4 separate regions of the Mus musculus genome follow, and all the other regions are linked to region 2. Evidence: chromatin loops called from intact Hi-C (ENCODE). Cell type or tissue: left cerebral cortex. All regions are shown on one strand. Region 1 has its middle 62 kb from the start of Syk. Region 2 holds the start of Nfil3 (nuclear factor, interleukin 3, regulated). Region 3 overlaps Auh (AU RNA binding protein/enoyl-coenzyme A hydratase). Region 4 has its middle 19 kb from the start of Gm33116.

The links. Peaks named below come from ENCODE experiments on the same cell type or tissue, not always from the same donor. Only the 100,000 strongest peaks of a DNase experiment are listed, where the experiment ranks them.
Region 1: a loop joins it to region 2, with 7 times the contacts of the local background. A loop is called at or near these places in 23 of 42 quality-filtered maps.
Region 3: it touches region 2 in a loop (2.1-fold over the local background); 22 of 42 quality-filtered maps call a loop at or near these places.
Region 4: a loop joins it to region 2, with 2.1 times the contacts of the local background. A loop is called at or near these places in 7 of 42 quality-filtered maps.

What each region holds. Positions count from the first base shown.
Region 1 is chr13:52,654,623-52,662,622 of GRCm38, reverse strand. No RefSeq gene overlaps it. Among named protein-coding and RNA genes, the nearest start is that of Syk, 62 kb to the right of the region's middle. In left cerebral cortex, a CTCF peak has its summit at 3,990 (motif pointing left); DNase peaks (open chromatin) are centred at 3,043, 3,945 and 7,591.
Region 2 is chr13:52,979,068-52,987,067 of GRCm38, reverse strand. Nfil3 (nuclear factor, interleukin 3, regulated) reads left to right here and starts at 6,029. Exons shown (of 2, transcript NM_017373.3): 1 at 6,029-6,207. It overlaps Gm33424 (a long non-coding RNA gene), which reads right to left and starts at 1,103. Exons shown (of 3, transcript XR_382381.4): 1 at 862-1,103. In left cerebral cortex, CTCF peaks have their summits at 4,063 (motif pointing right) and 6,419; DNase peaks (open chromatin) are centred at 6,048, 6,455, 6,725, 7,498 and 3 more places; H3K4me3 peaks cover 3,334 bases; H3K27ac peaks cover 2,750 bases.
Region 3 is chr13:52,829,340-52,837,339 of GRCm38, reverse strand. Auh (AU RNA binding protein/enoyl-coenzyme A hydratase) reads left to right here. Exons shown (of 10, transcript NM_016709.2): 10 at 1,789-2,230. The coding sequence ends at 1,866. Gm33315 (a long non-coding RNA gene) reads right to left here. Exons shown (of 5, transcript XR_003950688.1): 1 at 6,340-8,000; 2 at 4,479-4,708. Among named protein-coding and RNA genes, the nearest start is that of Gm33315, 4.1 kb to the right of the region's middle. In left cerebral cortex, a CTCF peak has its summit at 3,924 (motif pointing left); no DNase peak of the experiment used is centred here.
Region 4 is chr13:52,248,961-52,256,960 of GRCm38, reverse strand. No RefSeq gene overlaps it. Among named protein-coding and RNA genes, the nearest start is that of Gm33116, 19 kb to the right of the region's middle. In left cerebral cortex, CTCF peaks have their summits at 1,077 (motif pointing left), 2,594 (motif pointing left), 3,724 (motif pointing left), 6,400 (motif pointing right) and 1 weaker place; DNase peaks (open chromatin) are centred at 2,589, 3,652, 3,955, 4,140 and 1 more place.

The DNA of each region.
Region 1 (8,000 bases), 320 kb after region 2:
CACAATGAAAGCTTTACCATCTCAGATCTATTGGGTGTCAACTTGACACCTGTGTGTATCTCCTCAGATGATACTTAGCCACCGGTCAGACGCTCTCAACGTCTTAATGATACCTAATATGATATAAGTAGGCTGCGCAAAATTTCAAGCTCACTAATCCCTCACCAGGAGAGAGGGAAAAGCTTTCGAGTGACATATTCTGTAATCTAGACTGTAAAACTTAACTGTCCTCATCCCCCATAAAACACCCTGACCACACCAGTTAGTTTTATGTCAACTTGACACGAGCTTGAGCCGTTTGGGAAAAGGGACTCTCGATTGAAAAGATGACTCCATAAGATTGGCCTGTAGTCAAGTCTGTCGGGCATTTTCTTGATGAATGGTTTATGTAGGAGGGTCCATCCACTGTGGGCAGGGCTGCCCGCCTCTGGGCCGGTGGAGCTGGGTTGTACATAGGGCTGAGCAAGCTAGGGGATCGAACCCGTAAGCATCGTTCCTCCTCAGCCTCTGCTTCAACTCCTGCCTTGAGTCCCTGCCCAGGCTTCCCTCAGGGGCTCACTGTGCTGTGGAACAGAGGCTGAAATAAGCCTCTCCTCCCCAGATGCTTTGATCATGGTGATTGATCACGGAAACAGACTTGGGGGTGGTTATTCTAGTTCACTACTCAAGGTTACAGGGAAATAAAGTCAAGACAGTAGGAACTGAGAAGTCATGTCATATCATGTCACATCGTGAGGTCAAGACAGCAAATCCATGCCTGGCTGCTTCTCAGATGACCTTCGCCACTCTTATACACAACCCAAACCCATTTTCAGGCTGGATTTTCACCATGAATTAAAGCAATCAAGATAATCTTCCATAGACATTCCCACAGGTCAATCTATTTAGAAACCTCCACATTGAGACTTTCTTCCCTGGCGATTCTAATGTAGCACCTTGGCCACCCCAACTGTAACACTTACCACCACTCAAATTCTTATGTAAAGTTGGCATGTTGTGTGCTGTCATTTAAGAGAAGGAAGCAGAGCGTTTTATTGTGTTGACACACAAGCATATCCATAGCCATTGGATATAGCCAGCTCTTGGACCTGGACCTGTCTGAAGGCTACAGCTGCCTCACCGCCTCTTCTGCTTTCCCCTCTCAGTCTCCAAGCCGCTCTACCTCATCACTGCCTTGTGGGGTGATCCACGCCATCTTTCCTAAAGGATCTAGACCCCAGAATCTGACTTGAGTTGGGTTTCTGTCCTTTGGGCAGATTAAACAGGTTCGTGGTTAGCTGCAAGCCACCAATAATGTGTCAGTATCACATTGAGGAAAGAAAGAAAAGCTCTTGCCCTTGGAGTCATTTAGCCAAGAGGGATTTCAGATTCAAATTCTCCACTCCATGCTCCCTAGGCCTTCTGTCTTCTGTCTACATGAGTCCAAGCCTGTGCCTGACTGAAGGCTATCCTTCGGATCGTTCCCTGTATCTGTCACATGGCTGTGTCTGTCTCTGTGTCTGTGAGTGGCGTGACTGTTCTACCTAACACAGGCCTTTGCTCTGCCTTTATTGAGAGTCATGGAAAGCATCTCTCGGGGAAGGAATGGGATTCTTTTCAGAAATCTTTAACGGAGGTTTTATAAGGGATGAAGTCACTGGCTCCAACTGGTCCTAACTGTCTCAGACAACAAACATCACTGCTTATTGGCCAGCGTCCATAAGTGGATGCCATCCACCTGTAGGATAGATTTTAAGAAGTTGCCTTCAACTTCTGTGTTTGCTGTTTAAAGCAAATGATACATATGCCTTGTTCCAGGTTGGGGGCATAGAAGAGTGCATAACTTAAGATTGCAGCTATGCATTAGCTTCGGTTGTAAAAGCTGATTACATGGGAAATCCTAGGCAAGCAAGCTTGGTTATTACAGTGTTCTCTTAGAGGCAGACTAAACAAACAGTTTGAGTCCACAGTAGGATAGCAGCCTTAAGTCTTAAGTGACCTCAAGGTGCATTATTAACTCTGGCTGTGAGGTCCAGCAGAAGTTCCAGTCTTGTAGAATATAAGAGATAATTTTATTATAGTGCATCGCCGTAGTCCTTGACTTTGTGTGCAAGGCATGGTAATGTTGCGATGCATTGTGGGTCCTCCTGTGCTGCAGGCAGACTCCTTACCACCTCCTTTGCGATAACCTACTTTATTTTCTCTTGGGACATTAAAGCAGACACCGACAGTAACTCACTTTTAACTCAGAATTATGAAGGATCCCAAAGGGGTCAGATCAAGTCTTCATATCCACTTCCGTGCAGCCGAGTTCTTGCTCTGTGCTGGAACTATCTCCTTCCCTCTGGCACTAAGATTTCAAGCCAAGCAGAGCATTCAGTCAGAAGAATGGGGAAAAAAGAAAGATGTTGCCAACGTGCCACTAGGGATTCCAGTGAGTGGCACCATCCCATGTCCACTCTTTGATCTCTGATCTGGGATCCCTAGGGTTTTAATCTCGGATGTCTCCCATGGGAATTCCCAGTATTGATCCCAGGTGGTGGTACTGTTGAGAGGGGACATGGAGCTTTTAGGAGGAGGCGGGGTCCAGCTGGGAGAATCAGGTTGTGGGGGTGGGCCTTTGAAGCTCATGGCGGCCTCTGGGCCAGTGCTTTCTTTATCTTCCCACGATGGGAACAGGATTCTCCATCTGTTTTGTCTCTTGGTGACTGAGCTTCTCTTCCCTCCATGGGCCCTTCATGGACCACTGCCCCCAAACCGGGAGCCACGAGAGAGACAGCTCCAGACAGATGATGTTAATTCAGGATATCTAAGTCCCAAGGAGAATCTCCGGGGTAGTCATGATTATTCAAAGCACTGAATAGTAAGCTTGGCTTCCTGGCAATGTGCTCAGGTTAGCCCCCTTCTCCCTCCTGGCACCATCATTAGGCCCTGATCGCAGTTAGCAAAAGGAAGAGCCTGTGCAAACAGACACATTTCTGCACCACCCAAGCCCTGTCGATCTTTCTGGCATTTCTCAGATATTTTCTTGGTTGTGTCAGGAGGATTGCTCATCGTTGGTTTTGACTCATGTCTCAAAATCAAGGAGAGACATTAGCTGTCCCTGTCTTGCGGTTTTTCTCAACACAGCTAGCATGCCTGGGCGTGAGAAGGTACTGGGACGGGGAGAAGGACCAGGTGGAGGCAGGGCAGAGCCTGGAGCCAGGGTCTTCACCTATGCCCATCCGAAAGCATCTCAAATGTGCACAATGCTACGCCCTTGCCTGGAAAGCACAGGCTGGGCTTGAATAGCTTCTCCCTGGCTCCCGGATGCTGTAAGCAGGAATCTTCTAGTCTGGAATAACTCATGAGTCAGTCACAGTTTGGTTTTCAAACCGCTCTCCCTTGGTCAAAATCCCAGGTTATCTGAGTGCCATTAGCAAGGCTGAGCATTCGTGTCGTCCTTGAAACCACTGGCTTCCTGGGAAAGGTCCCGAGGTTCCAGTAATCAAGAGACACTGGAGCAGAGACCAACAGGCTTCTCGCTTAGTCTGCACCCCACCGTTGCCAATCAAAGCCACCAAGATGACTCTATTTTGATGTCAAACTAGCAGACATGATTTTGTGCAAAGTGGACTCTCCTCCCCAACCCCCTTTTGAGACAGGGTCCAGTCAGGCCTTGCGTTGATTATGTAGCAGAGCAGCAAGCGAACACACCCGCTTTTACTCAGTACTCAGACTAAAGCACACTAGGCAAGCTGTCTGTCGACTGAGCCACCCGCCACCTAGGCTCCGAGTAGATTTTTAAAAGAGTAAATAAAGAGATCCGTTTAAATTCCCACTCAGCAGTACTTTGATGTCCAAGATTAGAAATTGCTTCCTTGTATATTATTTCTGCACCTGCTGGAATGTGATTCCTGCCGTGTATCCACTTGGCAGCGCTGACTCTTGTTAAAACAGGTACTTTGTTAAGGAGGAAGCAGCTCTTTCCTGCCTGTGGCCCCCGTGGCAGTCCTGTCCGAGGATCTGCTGCCACCTACTGGACACATGAAGAGTAGCACTGACAGGCGAATCCCCAAAAGTTGCACTGACTTTCTGAGTTGGTGATTGATAAGAGGGGGGTCTTGTCCAGCATAGAGAGGGGCCCACTGGCCAGGCACGTTCATCTTTGTGTTAGGGGCTTGGTGATATGATAGACCCTCCCTTCCTGCTCTTGTCTTCCTCTTCTTCCTCCCATATCCTCTGACCTCCTGGTAATGCTTGTGTTTATTTAACATGGTCCGGGCTAAAAGATATGAACCAGAAGAGCCAACGGCCACCTTCTGGACATTGCTTCATGATCATCTGTGTGACCTACCCTACTTCAGGATGTCCTTATCTGTGTGACCCATCCCCCAGGTATACCCCATGACACGTGCAGGAGGGCTGGCCGAAGGCTGGGTTGGTGTTACAGGGACGGCATATTCCAGGGCTGAGATTCATATGATGGGCCCTGGAAATCCTGGTGCAAGTCAGGGAACCCAGGGCTGAGCATTGAACTTGGAATCCTGCTGCTGTGTGATGCCTTCTGAGGGGTTCACAGTACGGATTGCCAAGAAAACACCCTGAACTGGTGGCCGAGGTACTTCTCGAGTGTGGGCTCAGAGCTGGTGCTGGGTAGTCTGGTGACTGGCTGTGAACAGACAGACAGATACTAGGGCAGGGTATGGGGACACTTGGAGCAGTCCTGAGGACATTGTCACATTAATGCCCACCCCCCCTCACACACACACTGTTACAACCGTTGCTGACTAGACAGTTAAAGGGAAATTCGTATGGCTTTCTCCAAGCTGAGGGAGGGGCTCTGAGAACGGGGGCCCAGTTGCTCTCACTAATTGTTGGCATGGCCAAGAGCGGCTGGGACTTTGTGAGACATCACCTCGGCTCTCAGCTTCCACTCCTCAGAGGAATGCCCCTTTAGAGTTAGAACAAGTCTCCACTAGACCAGGGCACAGCCAGCCGAGCCTGGCTTCACAAAACGGCTTGGGTCTTCTGGTGCTGTGGAAAACTTCCCCAGGGTTTCCCCTACATCGCGCTTGTCCCCTCTCTTCCGTCTCTTTCTGTATATCTGTGTGTACATCATTAATGTTGTCTCCCTTGTTCTCCCTTCTTCCCCTTTCCTTGTTCTGTCATTTCTCTCACACACATACACATATGTGTGTGTCTGTATGTGTGTCTGTGTGTGTCTGTGTGTGTATGTGTGTCTATATGTATGTCTGGATGTGTCTGTGTGTGTCTGTATGTGTGTCTGTGTGTTTATTTGTGTGTCTCTGTGTCTGTGTGTGTGTCTGAATGTGTCTCTATGTTTGTTCTGTGTCTCTATGTGTGCCTGTGTATGTGTCTGTATGTGTCTCTGTGTGTGTCTGTGCATCTGTATGAGTGTCTGTGTATGTCTGTATGTGTCTGCATGTGTATCTGTGTGTGTCTGTGTGTCTGTATGTGTGTCTGTGTATGTGTCTGTGTGTCTGTATGTGTGTCTGTGTGTGTCTGAATGTGTGTCTGTGTGTGTATGTGTGTCTGTGTGTCTATCTGTGTGTGTGTGTGTGTGTGTGTGTGTGTGTGTGTGTGTATCAATCTCTGTGTGTGTCTCCAGAGATCCCCTAGTCCCTCTGGGGAAGGCTGACAATGACGATAATGTTCATCTTTGTTCTTCAAAGTGTACCCCACCCCCACCCCGAGTGCAGAGATGGCTCTGTTCCTGGGGTTTTTGAGAGACCAGGCAGTTAGGAGATAGGACCCCTGGGTGATTATTTGTGTGGGAACCAGAAAACAAAGCTAGGACATCACAAGTCTTGCTGGATAAAGCCACATAGGCTGCTCAGATAGCAGCTAGCCCAGGGTTGACTCCACCAAGTGGAGTGACTCCAGCAGTGGCATGCATAATTTCCCTTTGAGCTTCTTTGTCTCACCTGGTGGCACTTGTTCTCTGTCTTGGCCTAGAAAGCCCATAAAGCTGTTTAAGGTGAGGAACCTGACATTAAAAAGGACCCTGCCTCACCCAGACGATGCCAGGACATCACCCTGCCTGTGCCATGTCTCTAACCAAAGTGGACAATGGCCACTGAAGAGGGTGTGTATGCTATTTGAATGAAGATGCTAAGAGCTAAAAGCAGCTCTGTTGGAAGCTGATGATGCATAGACCCTGGGAATGGGGAATGGGGTGGACATCAGGACAGAGTGGGCTGTGCTAGTGGATTGTCGGGGTTACAGCCTGGGCCCAGGAAGCCCTATCAGGCTATGTTTGGCCCGCCACCCATCCTTAATATGACCATTAAACAGACGGGTCTTAGTAAAAAGTAGGGAAAGAGATACCTGGTGACCCCCTAAGTCACCTTTAGGGTCCTGACATTAAGTTTAGGCTTAAGTAGAAGATAGGTCAAAGGTGGAGCTCTACCCGCCACTAAGCCTTCATTGTCTCAGCCCCAGTTTCTCCTGCAAAGTCACTACAGGTTGTCAGCACTGTGCGAATCTCTTCCCAGGAGAGAAAAGCCCTCAGCCTCACCCTGCCTGGCCAGTACTAGACGCTAGCACCTCTTCCCTCCTCCAGCATGAGACGCCTGGGGGAATTCCGTTTCCTTGTGGATGTTGTCTCAGAAGTCTGGGGTGAAGGGCTCTCTCTTTAGAGAATCTCCTTTCTACAGAAGACAGTTAGGAAACACAGCAGGCTGCCCACAGGGGAGGGGCAAGGTGCCCTCCATACAGGAGCCCTCACCAAAGACCATAGTGAAACATATTTATTTAGGACAATTTGGCCACATCTGAGGTTGTCCAATTCAGAGACTCCAGCTCTGGGAATGCTTTCCCAAGCTTAGACTTGACTTTTTGGGGCATTCCCTCACTGGCCTGTTGTTCACATCATTTATGCCCAATACAGCACCCCACTCCACTTCTTCTCTCCCTCTTTTTCCTAACTCCTCTTCTCTCTTCCTTCCTTTCATCTGTACCTCTCCTCCCATCTCCTTCCTCTCTTTCTCTTCTCCCTTCTCCCTTCCTCTCTCTCCTCCCTCAGTCTCTCCCTCCTCCCTCAGTCTCTCCCTCCTCCCTCAGTCTCTCCCTCCTCCCTCAGCCTCTCCCTCCTTCCTCAGTCTCTCCCCCTTCCCCCAGTCTCTCCCTCCTCCCTCAGCCTCTCCCTCCTCCCTCAGCCTCTCCCTCCTCCCTCAGCCTCTCCCTCTTCCCTCAGTCTCTCCCTCCTCCCTCAGCCTCTCTCTCCTCCCTCAGCCTCTCCCTCCTTCCTCAGTCTCTCCCTCCTCCCTCAGCCTCTCCCTTCTCCCTCAGTCTCTCCTTCCACACTAGTCTCCCTCTCCCCTTTCCTTCCTCCTTCCCCCTCTTGAGATATTCCTTCCCATCTTCCTTCACTCCCCCCTTTCTACTTTTATCCCCGCTTTGTTTCCTTTCCTCCTCTCCTCCCCTGCCACTCCCCTTCTTTATCATGTCTCCCTTTCTGTCTCCACACTGTGTTCTATCCTCACACCCCGTTGTTCTCTGGCACGCTGTCCCCTGGCCAAACTGCCACCGCGACTCTCTGTTTCTGGTGTCTGCATGGGCTCCTTCCAAGATCCCGAGAAAGGATGTACCAAGGCAGTCACTTTTTTTTTTTAAAAAAAGAACTTTCCCAAATTAACACATTTTTGCCTGCAATCTGTCAAGACAGCTGTCTCTTTGTCCCTTGAGTTCCTCGTGGCTAGCATCAAAAGCAGCCAGGGGCACTTTTAAGGTTTGGGAGGGGGAGAAAGAAGTCTGAACTCTGGCAGACGTGTGAATGGCGGACTTTCCTCCCTTGTGGAGACTAAGTCTTTGCAAGCTACCAAGGGCAGCACGGCTCACCCTGGACTTTACTGTCCACTTGCTTTTGAGACATGAAGGTGACCTAGGATGCACACATGTCAGTCACATGGTGTACACACATGTCAGTCACATGGTGTACAGTCCTAAAAGCACGAGGGAAAGAATCTTGGTTTGAGAAGGTGGAGACAGTGTTACTTCCAGGCCTTACATGGCTCAGA
Region 2 (8,000 bases):
CTAACACATGCCAGTCTGTGCTGCAAGCCCCTTCCTAAGCAAGGGTAACATCAGCCACTGTATTCTCGAAAAACATCCTGCAATTGATATTATTATCATAAATGACTACCAAGAAGGGAAACTGAGGCAGAAAGCCATGGAGGAAAGCCTATCTCAGCAATAGTACTGTCAGTGGGGTCAGGGAGTTGAGCTGAAGACAGGGATTTCCATTTCTGTAGCCACCAGTGGGCCCTGTCGCAGCATCCTTTGGTGATAGCCAGAGCCTGATTTTTTCCATCACTCTGACAGTACACGGCCTGATAAGATGTCCCTAATTGTGTGCGTGACTGTAGCAGGTGTGACTGTCTGCAGCTGATGCCCCTGAGTGTATGTGTGTGTGTGTGTGTGTGTGTGTGTGTGAGAGAGAGAGAGAGAGAGAGAGAGAGAGAGACAGACAGACAGACAGAGAGAGACAGAGAGACAGACAGAGAGATCGACAGATTGTGGCAGGTGTGATTGTCTGCAGCTGATGCCCCTGAGTGTGTGTGTGTGTGCACGTGTGTGACTGTAGCATACGTGATTGTCTTCATGCAGCAACAGCTGAACCCTGAGCACTTCTGCAGAGTTGCTCAGAGCTGATGAAACTGGAAACTTCTCAGAAGACCAGAAGTGTGGTCAAGCACCCGGCTTCCTGGCTTCTAAGAGCCTTTGCCAGACAGAGTATTCGTCAGAACTCCCTGAAAACCAACTACAGAAGACAATTTCATCTGAGTCTGTCGTTGTGCAGTGTTAGACAGAGGCACCGTGAAGAGTTTGAAGGAGGAGGCTCCCCCTGGAGTAGCCTCTCTGCAAAGCCCACCTCTTCGATCTCCCTAACTATACCTTGGCAGGGACTGAAGCTCCAGGATCACTTCTGCCTACTTCTACTCCCTCTGGGCTGGAGGAGGGAGCAGGCCTTCAGAGACTTGAATGATCCCCTAGATGAGACTGGAGTACAGAATGTTCTAGAATCCAGGCTTCTGGTTGGCAGCCATATCTTCTTCCAGTAAAGCACTCTGGGCAGAGCGTTTAGATAAGCTTTGCACCTTCTTGGTCTGAGTTGTATGGCAGAGTGGATGTGTCATCTCTTGTTCTTAGTAAAATGGTTTTCGCTAGGACATGTTTCACAATTGTAGATTTCACATCTTTGAAAGCCAGCTAGCTCTGTTTTGGTTGTCAACGGCTGCCGCAAGGCTTGCTCCATCAACCATGTTTTGCAATGGATGCTATCAGCTGCTTCCAAAGTCCTGACCATATTTAATGGAGCCCCCCCCACCCCATCCTGACCGTTTTTAATGGAGCCCCCCCGACTCTTGCCACCTCGTGGCCTGTCTCCCTTCCTCCTACACCAACACCTACATCTCCTGTTGAATTTGAATGAGCAGAGGGACACTCAGTGCCTGACATGTACACCGTGTGCGGCTGAATTTGAAGACATGCTTCCGTTTTTTGCAATACTGTGCTTACAACACATCCCTGAGTCATTTGGAAAGCCTTTGAAATGCCTTCGAACCCTCAGCGGCTCTCCTCTGGGGCAAACCTGTGAGCAGTGTAGAGACTTTTCTTTCTTAGCTTGGGCAGAGCTATTTCAACTACCGGCTCCTGTGCATTAAAGCCATCCCTTCTCTGGGGAGCGGTATTTGACCCTCTTTTATTACTCAATTTCTTCCCCCAAAACAAAACTGCCAAATCAGTTTTTGGAGAATTAGGCCAAGAATATTTTTTTTTTTTTGTAAGTATGGATGAAGGAACTGCACAGCAAGAGCCTGGCAGGAGAGGAGGGGGTGGGGCTAGGGGACAGCAGCGATCTCTAAACTTCCTACTCCAGCTTGAAAGGAGCCAATGCCTGGTGGGATGAAGGAGTCCAAAAGTCAAAGCTGAAGTCCCATCCTAGACTGCCGGCCCCTACTGTGAAATCTAGGAGCTGTCTGCTCTTCTGCTCTGCAGATTGTAATTAAAAGATACAGGATGGAGCAGAGCAGTGGGAGCATCCGCCCACTTTTAAGCCCAGCGCTCAGGAGGCAGAGGCAGGCAGAGCTCTGTGAGTTCAAGGCCAGGCCAGTTTACAGAGCTAATGCCAGGACAGCCAAGACTACACAGAGAAACCCTGTCTTAAAAAAAAAAAAAAAAAAAAAGACATGAGATGGGGCTAAAGAAGTGGCTTACCAATTAAGGGTACTGACTGCTCTTCCAGGGGACCTGGGTTTTAATTATCAGACCCACATGGCAGCTCACAAGCAGCTGTAACTCCAGTCCCAGGGGATTGAATGTCCTCTTATGGCTTCTGTAGGCACCAGGCACACATGTGGTGCATGAACATACATGCAGACAATAATATGCACTCATGCATAAAATAAAAATAAATAAATCTTTTAAAAATTAAAGACAAATAAGAGGTACTAGATGGTCAATAAGCACAGTACAGTGGTAGGTAGTGAGTGCTCCCATTGGCCATGGCCACCAAATAAGGGGTGGGGTCATCAAAGGGTGCATAGCGAATGAAACATTTCCACAGAGAAATTCAGACATCTGGTATACAGAGCAGAGAGAGTGAGAGCTGTAGGCTTGGCTTGTCATTAGCCTGTGACTGTCCTTCCAGCCATATCCACAGGACTTCATTTTTCCATCTCTAGATTCCATCCAGATAAGTCCTAGACCAATTCATTCATTCTTTCAGCCAGTCATTTGACCATTCATTCATTCATTCATTCATGCATTCAGCCATTTATCCAGTCAATCAGTCATAAACAGTCTCACATGGCAGAGGCTGATGTTACAACTGAAAATGACTGAATGTCTGATCCTGCTGCCTGCACCTCCTGGGTGCTCGGATGACAGACGTGTACTACCAAGTCTGTTTCATCTCCTTCTGGGAATTGGACCCAGGCGTCTGCGCATGCTAGGCAAGCACTTTACCAACTGAGCTACAATTAGTAAAGTGTTTTATTTATTTTAAAATACATTACATTTATTTATCTTTTATTTATGATGTGTTGTATGTGTGCGTCCACTCAAACCTACACCATAGTGCACATACGGAGGTTATGGGGACAGCTTTAATGTCTCAGTTACCCCCTTCCACCAGAGCTCAAACTCAGGTGTCAGGCTTGGTGGCAAGTGCCTTTCTCCACTAAGCCATCACTTTTAAAGAAAATTAATTCCTTGCCAACATCGAAAAGCAGGATATTTCTCACACTCATATACATACATAACACACACACGAGGTATTTTTAATGTCACCTTTTGAAAACTTGGAGCCACAGTCCCCCTGATCTGGTATTGTAACAGTGAAGGCATTTTCTCTTCGTGACAGAGTCCAAGGGTGGCTCACCTCCTGAACCCCCATAAAATACTAGGTGTATGTATCAAGGCCCAAGCCAAGAGCTTCTGGACACTGGGCTGAAGTCGTGTAACCAGGCTTAGACCTGAGTTCGATGCCGGGCGCTGTGAAAGAAAAAACCCTCGGGTTGCGTACATCAGCGTACTCTCGACCCTCCAGCTGGACACGCCCTGAAATTTTTCTCAGAGAGAGCCACATCCTCCACCTGCTCTCAGCTTACACCTCTTATATTGGCTGCTCAAAGTGTGCTACAGCAGTGTATAAACACAAAGCGATTCTTAAATGCTTTCTGGTCTAGATCATCTCTCTTTGGCTCCTGCATCCAAACCCAATTCCCGCTCTGAAACAAACCAGCCACTTAGAGTAAGAACGTTTTGAGTTTGGTTGCGAAGGTAGGATACCGATAAAGCACTTGCTTAGCACGTAGCAGTCCAGGGTTCAAGCCCCAGCACTTCCGCAAAAAACTCGTTTGAAAGTCATACTTCAATTAAAGTCCTCCACCATCTCCCTATTCGGGAGACCCTACTTACAGCCTGTTCAGTAATCAGCACACTGGAGACTTGGGGGAAATTCTCCCACCCCAGGGTTATGTTTCAATTTTCTTCTAGTTCAATTAATTGCAAGCACTTGCCCACTAGGTGGACCCCCAGGGTGTAACACCGGACGCATCATCACCCGGGTCCTGGAGACCGAGCCTCCATCACCTTGTTGAGCTGTTTTTAAGCACCAGGGGGCGCGAATGAGTTGTTTTCCAAGTTGATATCAGAGACATCTTTCACACTTCCTCTGATTTCCAAGTTAGATGACAATGACGGAAGCATAAATGTGGTGGAGGCGCAATGTAAACTGCCCCCGGGAATGAAGACAGGCATCAGATTTCAAAATTCAGTATAAAGAACAGCTTCGTGGGTCACAGCAGTCCGTTCTTCCGCTGTCAGCCTTGGGTGAGTCAGGCAAGTTCAATTTTTTTTTTTTTTTTTTTTTTTTTTTTTTTTTTTTTTTTGTGAAAACGCTATTCCCCGATTCTACCTACTTAGGGATCCTATGACATCAGTAAATTCGAGAAAAGTGGAACCGATTAACCAAATCAAGATTCGTTTACATCAAGGTAGTTAGTTCTTCGGAAAAAAACAAAACAAAAAACAAAAAAAAATCCAAACAAACAAAGTGTAAAGGGGGGAGGGGGTGTTCCCTGAACTGATCAGCACCCGTGAAAGGAGATTTATCCTCTATTGCGTATCTGTGCTATGGGGGCTTTATTGGTTAAGGGGTATTTTACCAGCTAGACTCCATCATTATTGCCCTGTGAAGGCGTCCAAAAGTCCAACGGTGAATGGCATTTAAATCACCACTGGATGTGCCTCGGAGATTATTTGTGGAGTTACTACTGTGTGTCTTGAGTAAATGGAAAGAGATCCACTTGGTGAGATGTTCCGGGTGGGGGTCCCGCACACTCACTCTTTATTTTGGGGTTTGCTTTCTTTGAAAAATGAGAAAGGAGGGGGTTGAGTGAGGGAATCATTCGAGCCCAGGTCCCACAGTCCGAGCTCAAGGACCTTGCCACCTGCCACATTCCGTATTTGGGCAAGCGCGTGCGTCACTGTCAGGAATATGGCTCCCTTTGCCAAGGCCGGCTATAATCTTACGTGTCTGTAAACGCGGGGAGTGTTTGCCACGTTCCTTTACAATAGCCAACCCGATGACTGACTTAAGAACATGCCACCAGATGCTCTGTCTCCCATTTCCTTATGTCTTTTGTACATCCCAGGAATTGGGGAAAGGGGGGTGGGGTGGGGGCTGGCTGGCGTGTTCACTGAGAACCGAAAGGAGAGGAGAACTACCAGTTCAAGATGCTTGGGGAATGCCCTCCGTGGCTTGCTCTAGCCCGAGCACCGAAAGCGGGTAGGTTTCCCAGCCGGGGACACCGAGGCCGCGGACTCTCAGGTCCTCGGAGACAGCCGCCACCTCTCCACGTGGTCGGGGACACAGACCAACCGGGTCTAGCTTGGTTTCCCAACCGTGTTACGCAACAACTTTGTAGGGGTCGTCTTCGCCCTAATTGTGTCGGGAGCGCTGTTTGTGTTACCGTTGCGGCGCTGCCCGGGAGAGGAGCGGGACATTTCAGTAGCCCGGCTGCCGCGCCCCTTTCCCGGTCTCAGAGGGGACCGTGGGCACAAGGAGGCCAAGGTCCCCGCCACGCCCGTGTCCCCATAGCCCTCACCCGGGGTTCTATTGGCAACAGGTAGCCCGGCCCTCTGTGGCTCTCCGGGAAACAAACAAACAAAAAAAGGTGCTGGCACCACGGAGCGAGCGCAGCGACCCGGAGGGCGCGGCCGGCAATGGGCAAAAGGGTCCTGGGCTCCTCTTAGGCGTGCCTCGGGTTGCTCCGCGGTGCGTCCCGTTGCGCAACATAGCGCTCGGCCTGGGTCCCCACGGACAGCGGGTAGCAGCTGCGGCCGCGGCCAGAGAAGGACGCGGACTGCCAGTGGCGCCGCGGCGGAGAGGACGGGGCGGGGCGGGGCGGGGCGGTGGGGAGCCCGCCCCTGTCGGCGCGGCCAGTGGCGGCGGGCCGGGGGCGGGCGCGGGCGCGGCGATTGGGGCGGCCGCCGCCCGTCACGGCGGGGCTGGCGGGCGGCGACGTAGCGCGGCGCTCGGAACTGACCTACTAACACACATCTCTCGGCGCGGCCACGGCGCCCGCGGACCCGGCGCGCCCGCTCGTCTCCCGCGCCGCGCCCTCGCCACCGCCCGCTGAGGGCCCGGCGGAGCTTGAATCGCGCCCCGGCGCCGCCAGCCCGGTTACAGCCGCCCTTTCTTTTCCCCCTCACGGACCAGGGAGCAGAACCACGGTAAGCGCTCCGCCCACCGGCGGCCCCGGGGGCCCTGCTCTGCTCCGTGCCCGCTCTTGGAGCGCGCGGCCGGCGGGCGTAGGGCGCGGGATGCGTGCGGGCGCGGCGCAGGGCTGGCGGGAGGCGGCGAGTGTGCGCGGGGCATGCATTACATAAACTTTTGCTGCCTTGGCAGGAGGGGGGACTCGCCACCTTAAGGTAGCTGCTTTGATTGCAGCGCCCTGGCGCCCGCACGTAGCCCGGGCTGCCGCGCGCTCCCTCCTCCTCCCCGCTATTGCATAATGTCTCCGGATTTCAGGAAAATTGATGTTTCGGTGGCGAAGAGCGCGCCGTGGAGGCGGAGTGGAGGCCGATCCTTTTAGCAGCCAGACGACTTGCCCTGCTCTCCGGGGTCTCTCCGCGCTAGTCCCCAATCCGGGCCAGCTAAGGGGAGGGTTGAGTCTTGATTTGCTTAGGAGGATTGGGAGTACCAACGGTGACGGCAATCGGAGATGCCTGCGCGGCGTTTGTTTGTGTCAGGCGCTGTGTCGGCACCGACGTTTTCCAACCCGTTTGTCGTCACCGTGTTTTACGAGCCCTCGGGAAGGTGGAGGGATGTGTCCTTTCTTACATTGCATAATGGGCCAGCGATGAAACGTGGGCACCGAGGACGAACTGATGTGAGAATGTGCGCGTGTGATTTGTGTGCAATGATTTGGTCATTTTAGCGCAGCGTTGGCTATTAGATCCTTATTGGTACCTCTGTATCGTCCCAAATACGCATATTTTAAAAAACGATTCTATGGAGTTCATTATTAAGAAAGAAGAAATCCTAGTCTTGGACACTAATGCGCGCGGGGGAGGGGGGGCTCCTTAAATGTTCCGAGGTGTTATTTTTAAAACCCGGACGAGCCATTGTGACGTTTGCCTCCCCACTTTTCCCAACTGGAATGCGATGCGTTTCATCAGCCTTTCTTTTTCTTTCTTTCTTTTTTTTTTTTCTCACCTTATCGTCATTGGCTTTTTTTTTTTTTTTTTTAAGACACCACAAGACAAATCATTACTAGATTCCTGGAAATGTGAGGTTATGTAACTGCCGAATTTGCTGGCTGTTGAGCATAGAAAGGGAGCTAATTACGTGATTTTATAATCTTGCCACAAAGAAAGTAGGGCAATCTCAGCGTTGAAGAATGTCACCATCAACAGGGGTTTTGTTGGTTCTTTTAAAGGATATTTTAAGCCGGAAAGTGACGACCGACTAAGCCTTGACATAGCTCATGCTTGCCAAATGTGTGTCTTTTACCCTAAAAGAAATGTACGTCTTTCTAAATATAGCCCTATCACATTTTAACAATCCTGGCCTCAGTGCTATTTCTGGTTTCTCCAGGGCTGTGTGCAAATACGAGCTCAAGGCCATTTGCTGTAGTTTTAACTCCACGCCTTCCAAGACCTCTGATAAGACTGTATTTTTAGGAAGGCATTTCGCAGCACCCAGAGACTGCTGGTGAACGCGGGGGCCCCATTTATCATTTTAAAGGACACTTTGGAGGAACTGCTGCGTTCAGAGGGCAACAGGGAATGGCCAAGTGACACCTTCTTTTCTGGCTTTTGTAAATAACAACGGCTAATGAGGTCAAAAGTATTTATTTCACATCATAATTTCCCCCAGATCAGATATGAGTTATGGGAAGTATATATAGGTTAGTAGATTGTATTTTTGCCTTGTATAACCTAGTTTTATTCTTGGAGATAGAATAATATGGTAAGTATCCGGATATTAAATTTCTTCCCGGATTCTTACTTAGTGTAATGAT
Region 3 (8,000 bases), 150 kb after region 2:
AACAGGCGTGAATGCCAGGTCAACCAGGGCCACACAGTAAAGTGAGACCTTGTCTCAAAGCAAACACAAAAAAGTCTGACCATTTAATAATGCTGGACATTCTATAACAGCAAGCATCTCAGCTCATTATTTAGTGAGTAAAAGGTTGATTCCAAGTCCAAGGACAAGATGCAGAATAGATAGCTGGGTGTGGCCAGAAGATGAAGCTGGGAAACCAAGAGTGCCCAGGTTCAAGGCTTTGTGATGCTGGTGACAGAGCTCGTAAGTCCATCTGGGGCTGAGTTCCGAGACTCACACGGCCCGCACCAGTCAAGATACTTTAACAAAAGGACACCAACCACTCAGTGGAGAGCAGACAGGAGCGAGAGCAACATGGAACATCCGGGCATCCACATATATGATGCACACGGCCTTACCCTTTGCACCAAACGTGGTTCCGTCCCAGTGGCCGGGAAAGCCGCCACTGTACAGTATAGTCGGAGGCTTGGCCTTGGTTATGGTGATGTAAAGCCACCGAAGAGAGAAGACGAGAGAGAAGAGCGGAGGGTCTGACTCCGTTAAAATTCACTTCTGCTCAGTAGAACTCGGCTGGAAGGATGGAAAGGGGTGAGCTGGGAGCCAGCCTTCCCACAGTGTAGACCCAGTAAAGGCCTCACATCCAAGACACCACAGTAAGGTAGTGAAAACCCACTGTAGAAACGGACAAGAGCCCCGAGTAGCCTCCTCACCGCAGTAGGCGAGCAGGTGACAAACTGTACCCTGAGACTGTGCTGCAAACGCCTGTCATTTGGAAGCTGAAATCTATGAAGTATGTGTTAAGTGACCAGAAGTCAGAACAGTGGGCACTGACTCTCACTGTGGCTACTAGGGTTAGTGGTTCAGTGACCCCAAGATAGATGTCAGTTTGAGATAAGGCCGAGTGTCCACTGACCACGTCACCCAGCAACTGTGCCCCTTGATGTTTACTGAGACAAGGTGAAAACCTGCTGCTAAACTTTGTTCACAATTGCTAATCTAGAAACAGTCAACGTGCGCTTCAGAGTCAGGTCTAGAGACACAAGACTAAAATTCAAGAAAGGGCAAGGCTAGCCTGTGGTAACAAGACTTTGAAGATAGCTTCAACTACATAGTGAGACTCTGTCTCAAGAATAAATAAAAAGAGGTCCTTGTATAGGTGATACACCACCTGGTACATCTGTGTGGTAGAATATTGCACAGCGAGAAGAAGGGGGGAGCTGTCAAGTAACAAAATGGCACAAAGGAACCTTGAATTCACAGTGCTCCAGGGAAGGTTTCAGTCTGAAAGTACTGGCTACTGAGTGACTCCCGACGCCCAGTGACATTCTGGAAGAGGTGTTTGGCAGGTTGGGGATGAGTACGTAGCGAACTAAGGATGCCTGGGGCAGCTGAGCCCTTCTGTACACTGTGGTGACAGGTGATGTTGCACTTCTTTCAAAACCCACAGAGCGTACAAGTGCGTGAGACCACCGACTCCTCACAAGGTAGCCGCTGTGTGCTCTGATCCAGGCCATTGGACATGGGAGAGCACGGGGGTCTCCACTTCCTGAGCTTTTCATTTGTTTAGCTTCTGGAAATCAGATATCTCATGTTTAAAGCATAGTAGAAATGGAAAAAATTTGGGGGGGTTAAAAATAGTTTGGCCCCATTGTTAGGAGACTTGTTCAAAGGACTCTCGGCCTTCCCAGCAGCTGCTGGTGGCTCTTGTAGTTAATGCTTGATCCACTGTTGTGGTTTATATTTTTGTGTGTGTCATGTTTTGTCTCTTAGACCATCTCAACAAAGGACAGACTGGAAGGTCTTCTTGCTTTTAAGGAGAAAAGACCTCCTCGCTACAAGGGAGAATAGGAGGAGAGCCCGCCGCAGCCTCCCATAGTGCTGGAAGTGGTTCAGAGCCACCCCGTGCTGCCATGGGAAATTGCAGTGACCAAAGTGGAGAGTGGGTTCTCACTACACCCGGAGCAGGCCCATCTGTACTCAAGCCACTGTGCGCCATGTCATATTTATTCAGATTTATAAAGCTAGCAATGTCCGTGGTCAAAACACGTAAAAATTAGGTATATGTTTTTAATATTTCCCGCATATCAGGCTTTGTCGTTAATTTTTTAATGTGAATAATTTATATTGCACACTCTAGGAAATAATTGATTGTATGTCTACCATGCTGCATTAAGAAAATAAAACTATTTCTGTATCCCAAAAATGTGAAGTTATACCAAATGTAGTTGCTGAGTAATTATGTACATGCGAGCATACACATGTGTGTACATAGGAACACACACATGTGCATGCACAAACACACACACACACATGTGCTACGAGCATACAAATGCCCATCGCCACCAGAGGACCTGGGTGGACAGTCTGAGGGAAACCCCTCTAGTTTCAATAAAGCCAATGGAGAGTGATTTGAGAATCCGCGTCTTGCCCCTTGCCCAACATTTCAGAACAGATTTCAGAGTAAAGTCTCTTTGCTGACCCTGCCGAGGAACCATGTGACACGGTCCCAGAACAGGGGTGAAGGGTCAGCCCATCAGTGGTTCTGCTTGGCTTCAAGCCACAGTGTCTTCGGCAGAGGTGTCCCGGGCTGGGCCTGGCTGTGCTTTCACAGAGCTTGATGCTTGCTGAAGACTGCAGTGGGCTTCCTGTCCCGCCACACACATGCATCCTGCATTCCCTTCCCTCCTACCACACACATGCATCCTGCATGCCCCTCCCTGCTGCCCTGCCCTCACATCCTCACCCTGAGCCTGCTCTGCTGTTTGGGAGTGCACCGATGTGATTCTTAAATTTCTCAAGAGAGAACAATGGCACCAGCCACCACCTCTGCCACTGAGCTGCAGATCAGAATGTCTATCCGTCTATCTGCTAGCCCAGCTAACCAGCTGACCCCCCCCCACCCCCACCATCTGATGTCAGACTGCCACACCCTTGATCTTCAGCCTGAAACCTTGGCCAGGGGGGTGACTGTCCTTTAGACTTCCCAGGGTCATGTCCTGTCTGTCCACGACACGCTGAACATCTCACAGTTATTCTAACTGAGCTGGAAATGGTACTGGTAATGGAAGAGGATGAGGATTTGGGGACCAGGTCAGCAGTTGATGATTGGTCACCACTTGGTTTCCTAACAAGTTGTGAAGCGGAGAGCAAAGTCCTATAGCAACTTAAGACAGGGAGGCAGCAGGATCAGGTGCTGGTCCTTGGTGGGTTTGCCTTCCCTGGGTTTTCTTTTGCTGCCACCCCCGAGGCCAGCCATTGTGGAGGGCTGGCTTGGACTCATAGACCTTGCCACCCAGCATGGAGTATCTGTGTACAGTCATGGTCACATCTGTTCTTTTTGTTGTATTTTTCTGTTTTGAAACAGCCTCGTGTGGCCCAGGCTGGCTTCCAAGTTGGCTGTGTAGTCAAGGATGGCCTTAAACTTGTGATATTCCTGTCCCCACCTCTAGGTGCTGGAATTGCAAGCATGCACCATACCTGGTTTTCTGTAGCATTGGGGCTGAGTCCCAGGGCTTCATGTATGCCAGGCAAGAATACCACCAATCCAACTACAGCCCTAGCACTTGAAGTAGCCGAAACTGGTGGCTAGGTCTGTATGTGTGGGCTAAAGAAGGCAGTTACCCTCCAAGAGGCAAAAGCAAACAAAGCATTTCACTTCATCTCAGCAGGAGACCTGCTGGTTCTGATGGAGGAAACCTACAGACCACAGAGGCCCCTAGTGACTGCTGGAACACTCATACTTCTAGCACTTGAGAAGCACAGGCAGGAGAATCATGCTTTAAAGGCCAGCCTTGCTCTGCCTCCCAGTTAAAAGTTCCTGCAGAGGACCCAAGCCTGGTGTCCAGCACCTCGAATGAGGTGGCTCACAGCTGCCTCTGATTCCAGCTCCAGTGGGTTCGGTGCCCCCTACTGGCCACTGTGGGCACCTGCACACATGCTCATCCATGCATGCAGACACATAAATAGTACATGATTTAGACAGGGTTTCACAATGTAGCTCTGGCTGTCTTAAAGTTCCCTGTGTAGATCAGACTGGCCCCGAATTTTACAGAATTTGCCTGCCTCTGCCTCCCTAGTGATGGGGCTAAAGGCGTGGATTTTCATGTCAGTCCCATTTTGTGTGTGTGTGTGTGTGTGTGTGTGTGTGTGTGTGTGTGTGTGATTGTGCATATGTGGATGAGTGAGGGTTATGTACAGGTGTCAGTGCCTGTAGAGACATTGGCGCTCCCTGGAGCCTGGTTTACAGGCAGTTGTGACCGACCCAATGTGGGTGCTGGGAATTGAACTCCACAAGAGCAGCAAATGCTTGTCACCCCTGAGCCAAATCTCCAGCACAAAATAAATACCAAAAAAAAAAAAGTTATAGATTTTTTTGTGGTTATCTCTTTGATTTCAAGGATCATCTCAGATTTTTGTTTTCTACACTGAAAGATCTGTTTTCTCCACCAACCAAGACTTACCCCTTTATCAAATACAGCTTGTCCGGCAGGGTCATTTCCCCAGCAGCAATGGGAAGGATGCTTTTCAGCGGTGGGGGTGTCGGTTCTTGGATCCAGGGCTTGGAGGAAACACACCCTTTCAGATAGCTTGTTTGTGCTGGCTGTGGCCCTCTCCTTTGCTTGACCTTCATGTCCACTTGGATGGCATGACCTCCACTGACTCTCATTTGGAGTCCAAAGATCCTGACAGGCTGACATTTTAAAATAATAAGTCCATTATTTGTCTACCTGACCTAGTTAAATATTAACTGACGAGTATGTCTGGTTATTGGGCTTTATCGAAAAGCCAGTTGAGATTATTTTTTTTTCATACTATGTTAAAAATAACCATGGTACACGTGTCACAAAATGAAAATGCGTGAAAGTTGCTAGTTGATAATCTAAACAAATAAGAGCTATTTTATACTAATGAAGCAGGGTGCAGATTGCGATTAGGGAACAAGGAGAGTCACGTAAATCCTGTACTCAAAATATCTGTGTTTCAAGCCCTAAAATTCCTACAGACACCCAGCTCCGTCTTGTCCCAGCTCTCCCTTCTGGAACGTTCAAAGCCCGCCTCCCCTCCCTGCCGGAGGACAGCACTTGAGCCTCAGACAGTTGGCGGTTGGTGACCGTTTTCTAAATGTTCAGGGCAACAGGAAAGCCAGGGCCTGGTAGGGAAGATTGAGGAATCCAAAGAGAGTGCACACAGACACTATGGATGCACCACCCTGTCTCTCGCTTGTTCACATTTTGAGAAGGTGGATAGGAAGGTGGCCCTTCCTTGGCAAGTGACAGATCTCTGGGGACAACTGCTCATAGGAGCCAGCATGGTTGTTCTTTGTAAAACCCTAACATAAAAAAATGGCATTGGGCTGACAGTGTGGCCAAGTGGTGGAGGCAGGCCTGAGCACACGTGCAGCCCTGGGATCAACTCCCGGCACCACAAAATACAAGTGTTGATGTGGTGCCATAAGGGTATGTTGACATGCCTGTAGAGTATGTTTACGTGTTTAAGGGTATGTTGATAGGCTAGGGTGGCACATTGTCGTTCAGAGGACTGAATTAGGAACCTACCTGGTGATTTTCAGGCCCTGTGTGACTCTCCGTGACATTCAGTCAAGGGCTCACTCTAGCCTCCTATGGTACCCAGGGGAGACCAGCACATTGTCCCAACAAGTCAGGGATTGATCCCAGAACTGGCGACTCAGCACTTTTGTGCTTGCCGGCAGCCAGATGACATAACCGCACCAAAGCTTTGCTGGGTGTGCTGTCTACACAGGGAAGCATGTCCTTTGCCCTGATCTCATGACTTGGGGAGATAAAGGAGGTGTGCTTATCGGATGGTGACAGGCAGGCAGGCGTCAGAGCTGATACTCCCGGCCCCGTATACTGCCCATGTTCTTCTCACTCTAGTGTTAAACAAATCCCTCAGGAAAAGTATGTTATCCAGTTCTAGTTAAAGAAACTGGGTCAGGAGTGGAAGCTGAGTTAGGTGTCTGTGTGTAGGACCTTGGTGCTCACAGACAGCAGAGTACTCCGAGAGATGTGTGGACACCAAGGGTTAGTTGGCCTCTGCTGTGAAGCCCAGAGTAACCTGGCCTTACACCTCACCGATCCATCACTGGGACAAGTGTCAAGCCCGAGAACCACACTGCTCAAGAAGGGACCCCATCTGTGTTCACCACCATCTGGGCTCTTTTCATCATGGCTGACATGCCTCATCTCTCCACCCCGGTCATGCTGGATGCCGTGACCAGCCCCCCTCCCCCCTCCACCCAACCTGGGACAGGATTTTATTGTGTAGCTCTGGCTAGCTTTGAAATTACAGAGATCAACTCACCTCCGCTTCTCAAATGCTGGGATGAAAGGTGTGCATCTCCATGTCCAATCTTGTATCCGGTTCTTAATGCCCTAGTCATGGGGATGATCATGGAGTCACTGGTTTTCTGAGGGCACCCAAGAACTCTAGAGCAAACTTTGGCTCCACCGATACCAAGAGCAAAGCCATAGGCCAAGCATCATTGTTTGTCAGCGGAGTCAGTACTTGCTGCTGTTTATAGAGGTCCAGGCACATTGCACCTGTCTTTATCATTGGTTCTGCCTCACAGTGGTGTTGATGGTACTGTTCATGTTTCATGTTTCAGAGGGGGACAGCTGGGCAAGGAGGGAGGCCCCACAACCATAGAGAGTTTGGGGCCATGTCTAAGAACAGAGGCCCTGGCCTAGTGGTCTAGTAGTGATGGTGGCACACTCCTTTAATTCCAGCACTTGGGAGGCAGAGGCAGGCAGATCTCTGAGTTCGAGGCCAGCCTGGTCTACAGAATAAGATTCAGGATAGACAGAGCTACATGGAGAATGATGTCTCAAAAAACCCAGGGCCCTGCAGGATGGATTGGGGCCCTTAGATGCTGCGGGGTGGGAATAAGTCTCTGCATGGCAGCTGCCCAGTCACAGGAGGTGAGAATTGAAGGTCGCAGAAGAAGCAGCTTGAGACACCCCTCCGCACAGTCCCTTAAACAGGAAGTGGGTGGTCCCAGGCAGGGCTGCTGGGTGAGCACTGTATTAGGCAGCAATGGGGGCCAGCTTTTGTGGAGGGCACCAGCCTGCTGCCTCAGCATGGACGAGGACTGAGATGTGAGGCTCTGCCTTTGTGGCAGATGCTGGCTTCAGGTAGTGGGGGCAGTGGGGGGTTGGGGAGTGAGGTGGGAGAGTCCGGAGGCGGAAATAGGGGACAGTTGGGCCTTAGAATTGAAAACAAGTATGGCCCAGGATGGGTCTGTGCTCCTTGGGGTAATCCAGACTGGGAGGAGTTTGAGCGTGAGAATTGGCACCATTGTGGGCTGGGTAGCCCAGTGGATGAAGACGATGTGAGTTCAGGTCCTAGAGGCCACAATAAAACCAAACCAAAACCAAAACCAAAACCAAAACCAAAACAAAACAAAACAAAACAAAACAAAACAAAACAAAACAAAACAAAAACAAAACAAAGCAAAACAAAACAAAAACAAAAACAAAAACAAAAACCCTCCATGTGGTGGCACGCTTCAATCCAAGTGCTGACAAGTCAGTAGTAGAGGATCCTTAGGACTCTCGGTCAGCTAGCCTGGCCTTTATGGTGAGCTCCAGGTCAGTGAGCAACCCTGTGTCATAAAACAACATGGATAGTGTCTGTGGAACATTATGGTCAAGCCAGTCCTCTGGCCTCCACGTGCATAGACACACCTGAACACGCATGCATGTTCCTGTGCACACACATACCTGAAGGGCATGTTTACAGAGACAGTGTTGGGGGCCTGGACATATGGCTTGCCTTAGAGACAACTGTATTTTCTCATCAGCCAGTGGCTTTCAAGCGCTGTGCTGCTGTTTCCTGTGTCTGGTGGGCCACCTGAGCAGGAGCTGGGCTGGGCTAAGAGCACGTAACTCTCCTGCCCAGGGCTCTGCCCACTCTTGAATCTTGCTATCAAGCTGCCTTCAAGGGCTCCAGCCTCTGAACGTTAA
Region 4 (8,000 bases), 730 kb after region 2:
TTATCAGTTATTACCACACCAAAAATGGGGTTAAGGGTGAACCCTGAGTAGGGAGGGGCAGACCCTAACTAACTAGTGGCTGTTTCCAAACTCACAGACAGGAACAGAGACTCAATTCCTACACCTCGAGGTGCACGAACACCGTAGGTCCAATAGGAAAGCAGGGGGAATCCCCAAGAGGGAGAAACTTGAACCCAAATGCCCCTCCCCCACCCTTAGAAGCAGAGGCTGTCCAGCCCTGTTCTCTGCCCTAGGAGTCTATATCAATTCTAATAGACTTGCTCTCCGTGCCTGGCTCCTTTACTCTTCTTCAGCTGACAGAGCTGGCTGGAGTCACTCTGTCATAATAAACAAATAAACGGACAAAGAGGACTCTGCGCAACCAAGGGCACAGGACGAGAGGAAAGCCAGTGCTACTTTTTCTGTACATGACTTTTCTTACCTAGTGCCTTGCATTAGGCAACAAGAAACCCAGCAATGTGGAACTCTCAACAGGTAGAGAACAGAGCCAGCCGAAGCCTATTCTTTTCTGCCAGAAGCCATGGCAAGGACTCACCAGCAAGAAAAAGTTTGAGGCAATGAGCTCCAGTCAACCCCGACAGAACAAGTCGATGTGAGAATAAAGCTGTCCCTGTTTACATGAGGGAGATGGGCGTCCACATAGGGCTCTCCAAGGGTTAAAAGCAAATAAAGTCTGTGAATTAATGTGTGTGCTCTTCAAGGTCTCAGGATAAATGACAGGCACCTAGCCATGTCTGTGCGCTGACAGTGAGCCCCAAGACACAGAAGCTAAGACTACAGAGCCAGGTACGATAAATCAGAATGGCTCAGTTAATATCAGCCTGACGGAACACATACAAATATGTGCTGAAAACCTCACAGTGCTCTTGAGAGCCCCCCACAAAGGCTGTTATATGTGGAGAGACAATAAAGCTCATGTCTTAGAAAACTCGGGGTAATAAAGATAGAAAGGGATGGGCCCAGGTGGGTGTGGCAATCACACTCCATTCATGGGAAGAGCCCAGCAAAACTTTTGGAGAATGAGAGCATTCCAAAATTTCTATAGCAGGCGCCCTCTGCTGGCCTCCTTGGGAATCTACGCATACACATGGTACACAGACATCTGTTCATGCAAAACAACCTTACACGTTGTGCTGGCTGGTTTTGCGTGTCAACTTGACACAGGCTGGAGTTATCACAGAGAAAGGAGCCTCCCTTGAGGAAATGCCTCCATGAGATCCAGCTGTAAGGCATTTTCTCAATTAGTGATCAAGGATGGGAGGGTCCAGTCTATTGTGGGTGGTACCATCCTGGGCTGGTAGTCCTGGGTTCTATAAGAGAACAAGCTGAGCAAGCCAGGGGATGCAAGCCAGTAAGCAGCACCCCTCCATGGCCTCTGCATCAGCTCCTGCCTCCAAGTTCCTGTCCTGTGTGAGTTCCTGTCCTGACTTCCTTTGGTGACAAACAGCAATGTGGAAGTGTAAGCTGAATAAACCCTCTTCTCCCCAGCTTGCTTCTTGGTGATGATGTTTGTGCAGGAATGCAAACCCTAAGATACACATTAAGTTGAAAGAATAAACCATAAAATAAGGATTGATGGCAGAGGACACCAAACAGAAAAACTTCTTGAAATTGGAGCTGAGTAGATGGCTCAGCGGGCAAATCACTTGTGCAAACAGGAGGGCTTGCAAAACCATGGGCACAGTGTGAGCATTTGTAATCCCAGGACCCCTAAGGAAGCTTAGGATGTACACACGTGGGAGGATGAAAGGAGGCCCTTAGAGTTTTGTAGCATCTCTCGGGAGTTTGGTGGAAGTTCACACTTTGGTGCTATGCAGAGCATCCATTAGAAACTGGCAGGACTGATCAGCCCACCTCAACAGACTCTTCCAGTAGGGACTCAGCTGGAAGCTATCATGCTAAGACAAGCTTCCTGGAGGTGTAAGGAGCATGTTTGTGGTGTAACCATTCTGTAAAGGTTTGTTTGTGAGTGGGAAACCAGACCCCACTCTACCTATGCTCCTGTTTCACAGCTGTTCAAGTAGGCAAAATTAATCACCAAAACCTAACTCTCACTTACTATTTAATTTAGCCCAAAGATGAAAAGCAATATAGTTCCCATTCTTTTTTAATGATTTTTTTACAATATATATATATATATATATATATATATATATATATATATCAAAGGAAGAGAAGAAAGGCTGGATTTCCACAGGAGAAAAATGGAAGATAAGCCGGAACAGAACTTGGTAAGTTACTTGGAACCAAATAACACAAATTCAAGCATATATAGTAGCATCATCAAAAGCCACAGTGTGTTAGGAATTACTTAATTTAAACAGCAGCCACATAGCAAGACTCTGCGTGCCCCTGATTGGATTTGGTCAACATGAGCATCACTAAGCATTGAATCTGAGCATGTTTGACTTTCCGGCTTCCCCTGAATTCATGACAGACCCCTGGGTGCTGTGTTTTCCTACTCCAGGCTTTTGTGATGCATACACATCTTTCAGAGGCTTCCCCTCCAGACAGAAATCCTGGCGACGGAGCATACCAAGACTCATAATTTCAGTTTTCATTCTTAGAGCGCCATCTGCTGACCGTCACTTACAATTTTTTTTTTTCTCAGATGAATTCAGGATCAGGAAAACTGGCAATGGCTGTGCCCTCAGCTTCCATTCGGCAAGGCAATCCGGTAAACGCGCCTTTCAAAGGACCAGATATATGAGTGTTTATGTGCACATGTGAACACCCTGGACATGTATCAAATCACCCCACAATGCTCCATAAAAGCACACACTCAGGTGAATCAGGGCGTTAGGTGGTGTTTTGAGTATGATTCCAGTTAAACGTGAAGTAATCGCTACATGGAAGAGTGGGTTGCTGTGGACGGAGCACACAGTCTACAGTTGTTTTTTTCTTCTTTCTCCTCTGCCATTTCTAGGATGTTTAATAAATACCTTCTGGGATGGGAGAGATGGCTCAGCAGTTAGAGCACCTGCTGCTCTTCCAGAGGGCCCAGGTCCAGCTCCTAGCACCCTCACGGGGTAGCTCACAGCCTCTTGTAATTCGAGTTCCAGGGGATCTATCTTATCTGGTGCCCTCTTCTGACCCATGTCTGCCACTTCACATACATGGTGAGCTTACATCCACTTAGCCAACACAGACACATAAGACAAATAATTATTTTTTTTTAAGAAAAACACCTTCTGTCTTGTAATCAAGTGATCCATACTTCCTGCAAGCACACATTTGAAACATGTGAAAACCCATTGACATACTACGGAGTTTCATTTCAGTGGCCGTGATAAAATACCCTGACAACTTAGAAAAGAAGGAATTTATTTTAGTTCACAATTCCAGGTTACGGCTCATGATTGCTAGGAAGTCAAGGCAATAGGAACTTAAGACAGCTTGTCTCATGACGTCCACAGACGAGGGGAGGAAGAATGGGCACATATATGCAGAACAGTCAGCGAGCTGTCCCTGCAGTTACATAGCCCAGGTCCTAGGGGAATGACGCACAGCCACTTTCAGGCTGGGTCTTCCTACAACAGCTACTTCCTACAAGGGTTAACCAAGCCAACACTCCCCAGACATGCTTGCAGCTCAACCTGATCTAGGCAGTTCTCACGGGGACTCTCCCCAGAAGATGCTAGCCTGTGTCAAACAGACAGGTAAAGCTAACCTGCACGTGGACAGATGACACTGTGTACTTTAGCTCCATCTAGTGGCTGCAGGAGAATATGCAGTTAGAATCTAACCGGTTGTTCTCAAAAGATTTAAAAACTTATGAAAAGAACGTTGGGGGAGAGGAGAGGAGGAGGAAGAAGAAGACGGAAAGAGAAGAGATAAAAGAAGACAAGAAGGTTCGGGAAACATGGAGGAATGGAACATGCGAAATCCTTGAAGCACATTTTATGTGGGGTGAGAGCTGCTTAATTAGATACCGAGTCAATTCTGTCTGTATCTGGTACCACAGTGCATACTCCCCAGCAAGAAGTAGCCATGCAGAGTGGTCATCGGGGCATGGGAAGTACCGCCTACTGCCTCCATCCTGGGCTCTTGCTCAACAAAACTTCTTTTTTTTTTTTAAGATTTATTTATTTATTTATTATATGTAAGTACACTGTAGCTGTCTTCAGACAGAAGAGGGCATCAGATCTCATAACAGATGGTTGTGAGCCACCATGTGGTTGCTGGGATTTGAGCAGTCAGTGCTCTTAACCACTAAGCCATCTCTCCAGCCCTCAGCAAAACTTCTTAAGTAGCCCAGGTCCACCTGCCCAGGGATGGGCACCACCCACACTGAACTGGGACCTCCCTAGCAATCAAGAAAATGCCCCACAGACTTGCCAGTCAGACAGAAACAATTCTTCAAATGAGACTCCCTCTTGGGTGTCAACTTGGTAACCAAGATTAGTCAACACTGTTGCTGCCTTTATAACGCAAATCTCTCTACTTTTGCATTTCACTACCGGGGTGGGAACAGTGATCTAGGCCTTGCTTCCCTTTGGAGAGCCATCTCCTGTCCTTCGGGGCACCCCTCCTCCCTAGTCCTCTAGGCTCTGGGACCTACCATTTGTATTCTAATCGCCTGAGATACCTTCTCACTTCATTGCCTGGCTACCACCACTGGAAAACCTAGAAATGCATATATTTTATAAAGAAATTATGTTACCATATAAATCATAAAAATTCCATAAAAATTGTCCTTCCAGCCCCAGCACAGAGGTAAGTTTATATGATCTAGACACAGTTCTGTTGCTGACAATAAATGCACACTGACTTATCCATGTTTGAGTTGGAGGTTGTGTTGCTACAAAGCCGACTACATATTTTTGGGAAACTTTTTTTTTAAAGGCTTCTTTTATTTATTTCATCTATACAAGGACACTGTAGCTGTCTTCAAACACACCAGAAGAAGGCACTAGATCTCATCACAGATGGTTGTAAGCCACCATGTGGTTGCTGGGAATTGAACTTAGGATCCCTGGAAGAGCAGTCAATGCTCTTAACCGCTGAGCCATCTCTCCAGCCTGGACACTACTTTTCAATTGGTGCCAGATATGGTCTTAAACCTCCGAAAAGAAGCAGCTTCCTTACACCTAAAAAGTTTTGCTTGTAGTTCTAGAAATGAACACCAAGCACAGAATGGGCAAAAAAGAAAAAAAAAAGTGTTCAGAGTAAGGCCAAGAAGAAACACAGGATGCCACATGCCACTGGTGACCCATAGCCAAGCCTGGGGCCACAAGCATGGAGCTGAGAAACCTTCCTCATGAGCAGCTTGGCCATGGGGACAGGGAATGACTGACAGATGACAGTAAGCCAACTGGGAGAGACAAGAACCACATCCAGGAAGGGGTGAAGGAACCCGAAGCATCATAGATGGACCAAGTGCATGATGGGAAAAAACTGGACGGCTTTCCAGGATGATGAAGCTAAGGCATGAAGAAGGCATCACAAGGTTTCTGAGGTCTTATCTCTTCTGTGAAGGGATATATACATGGGACTGGAGTATGGGCTCATACTGGGATTTGCAGTTAATAGAGTTTGCTGCTCTTGCAGAGGACCATATTCTGGGGGTGTCCATATTCCACCCCCAGAACCATGTCTACGGATTCACAAATGCCTGTAACTCCAGGTCCAGAGGACCCTGCCTCTTTTTTTGGCTGCCACAGACACTCAAACACTTGTGCCTTAAATAGGCATACATCCATGTGTGTGCATGTACAAACACACACAAATAAAATTATGAGATATATATCTTACATTTACATAAGATATGTTCCTTACATATCCACAATATATAAGATATATGGTATATAGCCTATATTGTATATATTGTATATAATACATATTATATACATATATATCAGAACTGCGATAAGAGCAGAGGAAGTGGGAGCATGCCCACAGTCTTTCAGTTCACAATTGGCATGACCTCAGACCTATGCTGGACCCAGCATAGCAGATTTGTTATTATTAAAAATAGGTGAAAGACCTCCAGGAGTATGCCAGCATTAGGCCACCTCACTGTCACAGTTAAGAAAATCAGGGGTACTTTGTGACAGATTTCTACTCTTACCAAGGAGAAAACTGGTGACCCTCCCCCCAAATGGACCTGCCCACATGCAGCTTGGTGAGCTTATGGGTTTACAGAAGTTATCTAATGAGAGCATGCACGCATAACTCAAAGCATGCATCACTGAAAGGCTGAAGATTCAGGAAAGCCACATCCTGGGACTGCCTACATAAAGAACAGCCTCAAATGGAACTCAGGACACTTTTATTAAAGTGGAAAAGGAAACCCCCAGAGTGGGTAAAGGGTGGATGTCACAGCTGCCTGATGAAGAAGCCACACCCATCCGAGATATGCCAGCACAGAGGTCAGCCACAGGGTGGCAGGCAACCACATGGCAGGGAGGGGACCTTTAGAGAAAGAAGGACTCCTAAAGAATTAGGGGAAGCACGCTCAGAGAAAAGAAAGAAGAAAAGGAAAAGTCACACTTTTCAGAAAAGCAGACAGACGTGTGGATCCGTTTAGCCATGCCTTATAAGAGAATTCTTATAAGCAGGAATTCTGGGGAGGAAAAGTGAACATACTCCTTAGAGATGTCCCTTAGCCAGGCCATTGATCAGCCATATTAGTTACTCTTCTGTTGCTCTGATGACATCTCACAACCAAAGCAACTTACAGAATAAAGAGATTATTGTGGCTTAAGGTTCCAGAAAGCTAGATAAAGTCCATAATGGCAAGGACAGCAAGGCAGCTGGCAGCTGGAGCATGAAGTTGAGATATGACATATTATTCAGTCACAAGCATGAAGCAGAGAGAGCAAAGCAGGCAGATGCAGGCAGAGTAGAAGAAGCAGTGTGAGGCTATGAACTGTCAAAGCCTGACTCCAGCGAATGCTTCAACATACTTCTTTATGCAAGGCTGGACCTCCTAAACCTTCCCAAAGAGTACCACCAGTTGGGGGGGGGGGTGCAGCATGTGTCCAACTGCCTGGGCCCTAGGGAAGTCTTTGAAGCCACCACAGCTGCCCAACTGCATTAATTCTTAAGGGAGCATGGCATGTCTCCATTCTAGAGAGATTCCACTCATAGCAATAACAGAACCTATTTGGATTGTTCAGTCCACAATCAGGGAACATCGTGTTCATAGCCCCAGACACATACATAGAGGGCCACACTTGGCTGAATGCTCTGTGGTCACCATCCTGAAATTCTTTACCTCTGAATCTGTGCTTCCCAAGGGCTAAGAGATGTGTGTGCACTCAGGGAACAGGTACAGTCACACGCCCAGGGCTCCCTGACTCATCTCAATGATTCTCAGTGCTCAAGAGCCCAGAGCTCTAGTGGACCCTGAATGTATTTCATTGGCACTCACATCAAGTGCATGGGACATCTACCCCTGCCCAAGGCAGCCAGAAGCCACTTGTTATCTGAAGGAGTCAACCTCACCTCAAGTACAGAAAGGAAGCCATGAGCTTCTAAGATCATGCTGATCTTAGTACTCCAAAGGTCAGCTGACTGTCAAGGACACTGCAGAGTGGCAGTTGAAGGGGGACTAAATGAACACCTATGAGCTGCTAAATGAGACTAATTATACACGCATATTGAATAGTCTTATCTTTTGACTAAAAACTGGCTGGCCAATTCTAGTCTAAGGTGACCGGGAAAATCCAGGCAAGAAATGTATGAAACAAATATGGTTTTGCTCCTCGTGACAATCAACAGCAAATAAGAAAACATCCAGACACGCCAGGAGAGAGATTTTGTGGGGAATGAAAAGAGAAACCAAATGTTAGTACTGTGGGATACATTATTCTTCTTATATTTAGCAAAAGCAGCTTGAATTCTCACCTTATTCTGGCCCATCTTATAATCTGCTTCTCAACAAATTCACTTAGAGTCACATGAAAGTCATTTTAGGGATATAGTCATGGGTTTTATTATAGACAAATCCTGGCCCCGGTTTGTAAAGCTTTGGT